Linked DNA regions of Homo sapiens: region 1 is linked to region 2. Evidence: chromatin loops called from intact Hi-C (ENCODE). Cell type or tissue: CD14-positive monocyte. All regions are shown on one strand. Each heading gives the region's core, and the rest is flanking DNA. Links, peaks and the distances in the headings are about the cores only.

Region 1 (2,905 bases), core at 116-2,615, 90 kb after region 2:
CACAAGACACAGCTTCTGCTTTCAAGGAACTTAAAATCTAGCCTGGGGGTAATGAGTTGTTACTGTTAGAACTGCTAGGAAAGGGTAAGTAAAGAGGGACCCTGATCTTATAGTCAGGGGATGAACCCTAGACCAGGGGTGGTCAGGACAGAGAATTTGTAAACATTTTAGGAAACATACTAGTAAAAGGTAGATAGTTTGAAGTATACACCAAAAATAAAGCAAAATCCAACATTTTGTGTTAAAATCTCAGACAGCCATAGGTTATTATTTGCATGCTCTTACAATAATAACTGTAAGTGATAATGACTGTTTTAAAAGTACATGTATAGGTTCTTTAACCCCGTGACCTCATGAGGTTTTGCTGTTAGTAGGCAAGTTGTGAGCTGGGATTTACACAGAGCTTTCTGAAGGCAAAGTCACTGTACAGGCTGCCTTTTATTTATTCCCCCCCAAAAAGTGCCTAAATCTGTGGAGAGATCGTACATTAAGTTAGGAAACAGTCTTAGGACTTTATAGGATTCAAACACTTTTGGTGTTTATTTAGGAGCATTTGTGGATACTTTGAAAGGTGGACTCTATATACATCAACTAGTTAAAAATCTTTTAAGTAGTGAAAATGAAGAAAAAATTTTTGTTTCTTAATTCTGATTGTCCTGTCTGTTTCCTTTAAGGTACTCATTCTTTTTTATCTAGTTACAGTGATTTTTGTACATGTCACAGATGATGAGATTTTTGGGGGTGAGTGGCATTTTTGTATGGTGGAAAGCAGATTGGAATTAGTGTCTTGATTTTTGAATCTTGGCTTTGTTATTGATTGTGTGTCCTGTGGGCAAGACTCCACCTTTCTGAACCTTGATTTACTCATTTGTGAGATATTTCATGGGTGTTTTTCAAGAAAATATTTATGAAATAGAAGAAATTATTTACCTTCAGAATGGCCTTCAGTAAATGTCATTTGAAAAAATGGCTAATTGGAAGTGTTTCCTCTATAATGCTGTATGACTGTAGGAGACTAAATAGCTCTGGATTATTAAGTCAAATCATTTTCATAACATATTGCTCAATATATTGTTTTCCTCTGTAAAGCAATATATCCCTAGGTGATGAAATAGAACATTAAAATTTATGGCTGGGCGCGGTGGCTCACGCACTTTGGGAGGCCGAGGCAGGCAGATCATCACGAGGTCAGGAGATCCAGACCATCCTGGCTAACACGGTGAAACCCCGTCTCTACTAAAAAAACAAAAAATTAGCCGGGCATGGTGGCGGGCGCCTGTAGTCCCAGCTACTCGGGAGGCTGAGGCAGGAGACTGTTGTGAACCTGGGAGGCAGAGCTTGCAGTGAGCCAAGATTGTGCCACTGCACTCCAGCCTGGGCGACAGAGCGAGACTCTGTCTCAAAAAAAAAAAGAAAAAAGAAAAAAAAGAACGTTAAAATTTATTACGTAAGTGGTTCCCAGACTCCTCCAGTTGACATCAGAATCACTTGACAATGTTAATGATGTGCAAGCCCTTTCTTATTCGGTAGATCTGGAGTGTGGCCTATTGATTTGTATTTTATAAACATTCTAGGTAAGTTTAAATAACTTGATCAATATTCCTAACTACCAGCCCCTGACTGACATCCAGCTGCTACTCAACGTACCTCTTGGCTGTCTCACAGGCATCCCAAAAGTATCATGCCCAAAAGCTTCTGAATTCCCCCCTAAACAACACTGCCACAAAATGTTTTTCCTCACTCTGTCATGTTAGTTAATGGCACTGTCTGTATCTAGTTGCTTATCCCCCACCCCTTGCTTTTGAGCAAATCTTACCACTTTCTGCTCAGAGGAAAAGACATAAATCTGTGTCATTCTTTTAAATATTCTTTAAAGATTTTCTTTGGCACTTAGAAAAAAATCCAGAATCTTTATTAAGCCACCAGAGCTTATTCTGCCTTTGTTTACAGTTTGTGCAGTTTTCCCACTGTGCTGTAGTCACACTGGCCTTTCTGTTACTTTAGCCCACTGAGCCTTTTCCTCCTGTGAGACCTTTGCACGTGTTGTGCCTTCTGAAAGGATACTCTTCCTTCTTGCTCTTTGCAAGGCTGGCTGCTACTTAATCTTTAGGGCTGGACTTCAGTATTATCCCCTCACAGAGGCTGAGCCTGATAACCATAAATAGGTTCCCTCTCTTTTTTTTCATCATTCCATTCCATAACTTTCTTCCATAGCACTTAACACAAACATATATTTTTTGTTTGTTTACTTGTTTGTCCTCTCGATCATCCTCCACTTCCATACCTTGTAAGTTCCATGAGGGCAGGGGCCAGGTCTGATTTACTCATCAGTGTTTATCAAGTGTCTGCATGACTGCCTGGCTCATATTAGGATCTGAAGAAGTATTTGTTGAATGAATTTTTTATTATACATGTGAAGCTTTTTTAGACTTGTTAACTGATGTAGAATAGTTGGAGGTGGAGGGAGGATTGTGGTAGGCTGTATCATATGGTGGAGCTGCTTACTTAGGGGTTAGGTTCGGTGTCAGTCTCTACAAGACAAAAATCAAATATAAAATTACTGAAAAATCAAATACAAAATGACCCTTGAAAAACACTTAAGTCATTGAAAGTGCAGTACGTATGGCTTTTTGTGCATACAGCTGTGTGGTTATACATACATACATGATATATACAGTAATATATACCACATAAATCTGTGGAGAGATTATATTCAGACTCTAAATCATTAACAAAATTTATAAAGGTTTCAACATTTTCTTCCTAGTTGTCTTCATTGTTTTCTGTAACTGATCTTTGTCATCTTTAGAATGATATATCTTTTATTAGTGAGGATTACGCTAAAGCTCTCAGGTCATTTTCTTTCCCCCAATTTAAAAGTATTTAAAGATCATTTTAAACAAGA
Region 2 (2,905 bases), core at 122-2,621:
TCAGCCTGGGAGAGGGAGTAAGACCTTGTCTATTAAAAAAAAAATACAGACTCTGGAACCAGGTTGCCTGAGTTGAATCTCAGTTCTGTCCAGTTCTGCCATGACTCACTGTGTGGTCTAGGACAATTTACTTAGCCTCTCTGTTAAGTCTTGGTTTCTTCAAGTGCAAAATGGAGATTTTAAATAATCCTAACTACCTCCTAAACTAGCTTAGAGATTAACTGAGATAATACGGAGGCAGCCCTAAGAGCAGTGCCTAGAACATAGTGAGCCCTCAATAAAGGCAGAAGGGATCGTACTACCTGGTTGGGACTTTTTAGCCAATTTTACTAATAAGGAAACGGAAGCCCAGGGAGTTTATTCAGTGTGGCTAAGTACTAAGGAACAGTACTAAGGAACAGAAGCCCAAGACCCAATCAGGGGTTCCTGCTTCTGACTCCAAAGCTTTTCCCACTCAGAATCCACTTCCTTAGGGAGTGTGGGTTTTATGTTAAAACAAGCCAAACTTTCGCACCGGCTCTTCTGGTGTCTCCTAGCTTTGCTTCTGAGAAAGGACAGCTGAGGTTGGAGGGAATAACAGCAAAAATAATTGACATTCTTGGGTCCATCGGTCGGTGTGCCGGGCCTGTGCCAAGGACTTCACCTGCCCTTCCCATTCAATATTCACCAAAAAACCTATGTGCTAGGTACTTTGAATAACCACTTTATATAAAAAGTGGGGTGCAGAGCCACTAAGCAAGCAGGGGTGGCGTGTGTCGGAGCCAGAATCCATTATCGGCTCTCTGATCAGTTTACCCCCAGGAGGACCTTTCCCCGACCCCCTACCCCGCCGGGAGCAGCCTATCTTCGTGCAAAATGCACCGAGCTACATACAGAGGCTGCCTTCCAGGACTCAGCGCGGAGGGTTAGGCTGCCTCGAACCCCATTCTGGTAACTCCATCCCAGCTGGGACGCCGGGCCCTCTCCGCCCCTTGCGGCCCACCCCTCCCCTTCTGCCCCCCAACACGGGGACCGGGCGGGCTCTCGGTCGGCGCCACCGCGCCCCCGCATCAGGATCCTCGGCGCTGACGTTCTCTCCCCAGGGGGAGGAGGGGCCCAGGAAGGGTTAGGTCCGCAGCCAGTGCGGAGAAAGGGCCCTGGGCTCGGCTCCCACGCTCGGGCAGGCCTCCCGCCGGGGGATCGGAGCTGCGGTCACTCGCGGCTTCGGGGCCGTGGCGTCCCGCGCACAGCTTCCGCGCCTCTGCAAGGCGGTGAGTCGTTTCTTCCCGGCACAGGAGGGACAGTTTCCCCACGTGGACGCGGGGCTGGCAGCGGGAGGGGCAATAGCGCTGGCGGAGCTTAGGGTTTCGCGGGAGCAACCAGCGCGCGCCTCTCTCTCTCCCCTCCCCTCGCTCGCGCTCGCTCTCCCCCGCCCTCTGTCTCTCCCCTCTCTCTCTCTCGCTTTCCCCCCACTCTCTTGCTTTCCCCCTTCTCTCTCTCTTCCCCTCTCCTCTCGCTCGCTCCTCGTCTCCCCTGGCTCTCTCGCTCTCCCCTCTCCCCGTCTCCCCACGCTCTGTCTCGCTCTCCCCCGTCTCTCTCCCTCCCCCTCTCCTCCCGCTCTCTCTCGCTCTCCTCTCTCTTCTCCCCGACCCCCTTGCGTTCTCTCTTTTTCTCTCTTCCCTCGCTCTCCCCTCCCCTGCCCCGTCCCTCTCCTCTCCCCTCTCCCCACATCTCTCTCGTTCGCCCCTCTCTCCCCTCTTCGCCCTCTCTCTCTCCTTCCTTCTTCCCACCCTCTCTTCCTCCGTCTCTCCCTCCCCGCCTCCTTTCCTCCTTCCCTTCACCCCCACTTTCCTTCTTCCCTCCTCCTCTCCTCCTCCCCTCCTCCCCTCCTTCCTTCCTCCCCTCCTCCCTTCCTCCGCCCCCTCCTCTTACAGGGAAGGATGCCCTCGGTTTCGCTGCGCTCTCCCAGGAGCGAACTCCCGCAGCCGCTCAGGCCAGCGCCAGAGACCTTGTCCCTACCAAGGCGGGCCGCGCCCCTTGGTGGGCTGGGCTCAGGGAGCGCGCTTTGCACGCTTCAGATGTCTTTGTGGGAAGCCTGGGAGTAGCTAGGTGTGAATGTGCTGCCCTTAATTTAAGCCACCAGTTGTAAATATGTGTTCTAGTGCATATTAATAACTCTCCCTCGACCCACTCGCCTCCTGCCACTCCAGTTGCTCCAACAGGGACCCCCTCTTCCCTTCCCTCGGGCCAGCAGCTCTTCCTGTACAGGAGAAGCGATCTGGGTAGCTCAGGAGCTGCCTGTAGGTCTGCGTATGGCCTGTTTCTCTTTCTTCCCCTCTGTCCCACACTCTCCGCTCACTCCTGTCTCCCTGCTGTCACTCTGCAGCTATGACACTAGATCACTAATAAGGGTAGGTGAGAAGGAAAGGGAAGAGGAAAAGAAAATAACAGCCATTTATTCTGATAAACCCTCAACATGTGACACCTGGGTTCCTTCCAGGCATTTGCTGTGAAAATAGGTGGTCCTGGTTCTCAGTAGTCCCAAAGCCTCTAGTCCGGATGGGGGTAGAATTGCCGCAGATGCGGAATCCACTAACAGTCGAGGAAGCTTATCTTCCTGGAAGCCTTCAGCCTCCCACTCCCACCTCTGCCCCATTCTGTTTGCTTCCTCCCTGTCTCAGCTTCTGCTTCTCTCCTTTTTATAACCTGCTGCTAAGAAAAGTCTGAAAACTTGAATTATAAATACATAATATATCAAGTATTGCCTGAAATAGAGATTTGAAACCTAAAAGGGAGGAAAGAAAAGAAGCATCTTGAATTCTAGGAGAAGCAGTCCTGGGTGCCGCGTCCCCAAGGACTGGCTGCAGCTTCTCTCGGCCGCGGTTGCCTCATTTATAACATGGGGATACCCATCCATACCAACCAT

What was found. A loop is a pair of places that touch in the nucleus more often than their neighbours do. Peaks named below come from ENCODE experiments on the same cell type or tissue, not always from the same donor. Only the 100,000 strongest peaks of a DNase experiment are listed, where the experiment ranks them.
Region 1: a loop joins it to region 2, with 4 times the contacts of the local background. A loop is called at or near these places in 57 of 110 quality-filtered maps.

The regions. Positions count from the first base shown.
Region 1 is chr14:70,910,834-70,913,738 of GRCh38, forward strand. All of the region lies in intron 1 of PCNX1 (pecanex 1), which reads left to right. Among named protein-coding and RNA genes, the nearest start is that of PCNX1, 4.8 kb to the left of the region's middle. In CD14-positive monocyte, for the core only: no CTCF peak of the experiment used is centred there; no DNase peak of the experiment used is centred there; H3K4me3 peaks cover 447 bases; H3K27ac peaks cover 382 bases.
Region 2 is chr14:70,820,873-70,823,777 of GRCh38, forward strand. LOC124903341 (a long non-coding RNA gene) reads left to right here and starts at 1,001. Exons shown (of 2, transcript XR_007064246.1): 1 at 1,001-1,250. RefSeq lists a silencer at 921-1,120. In CD14-positive monocyte, for the core only: no CTCF peak of the experiment used is centred there; a DNase peak (open chromatin) is centred at 1,269; H3K4me3 peaks cover 1,708 bases; H3K27me3 peaks cover 2,500 bases.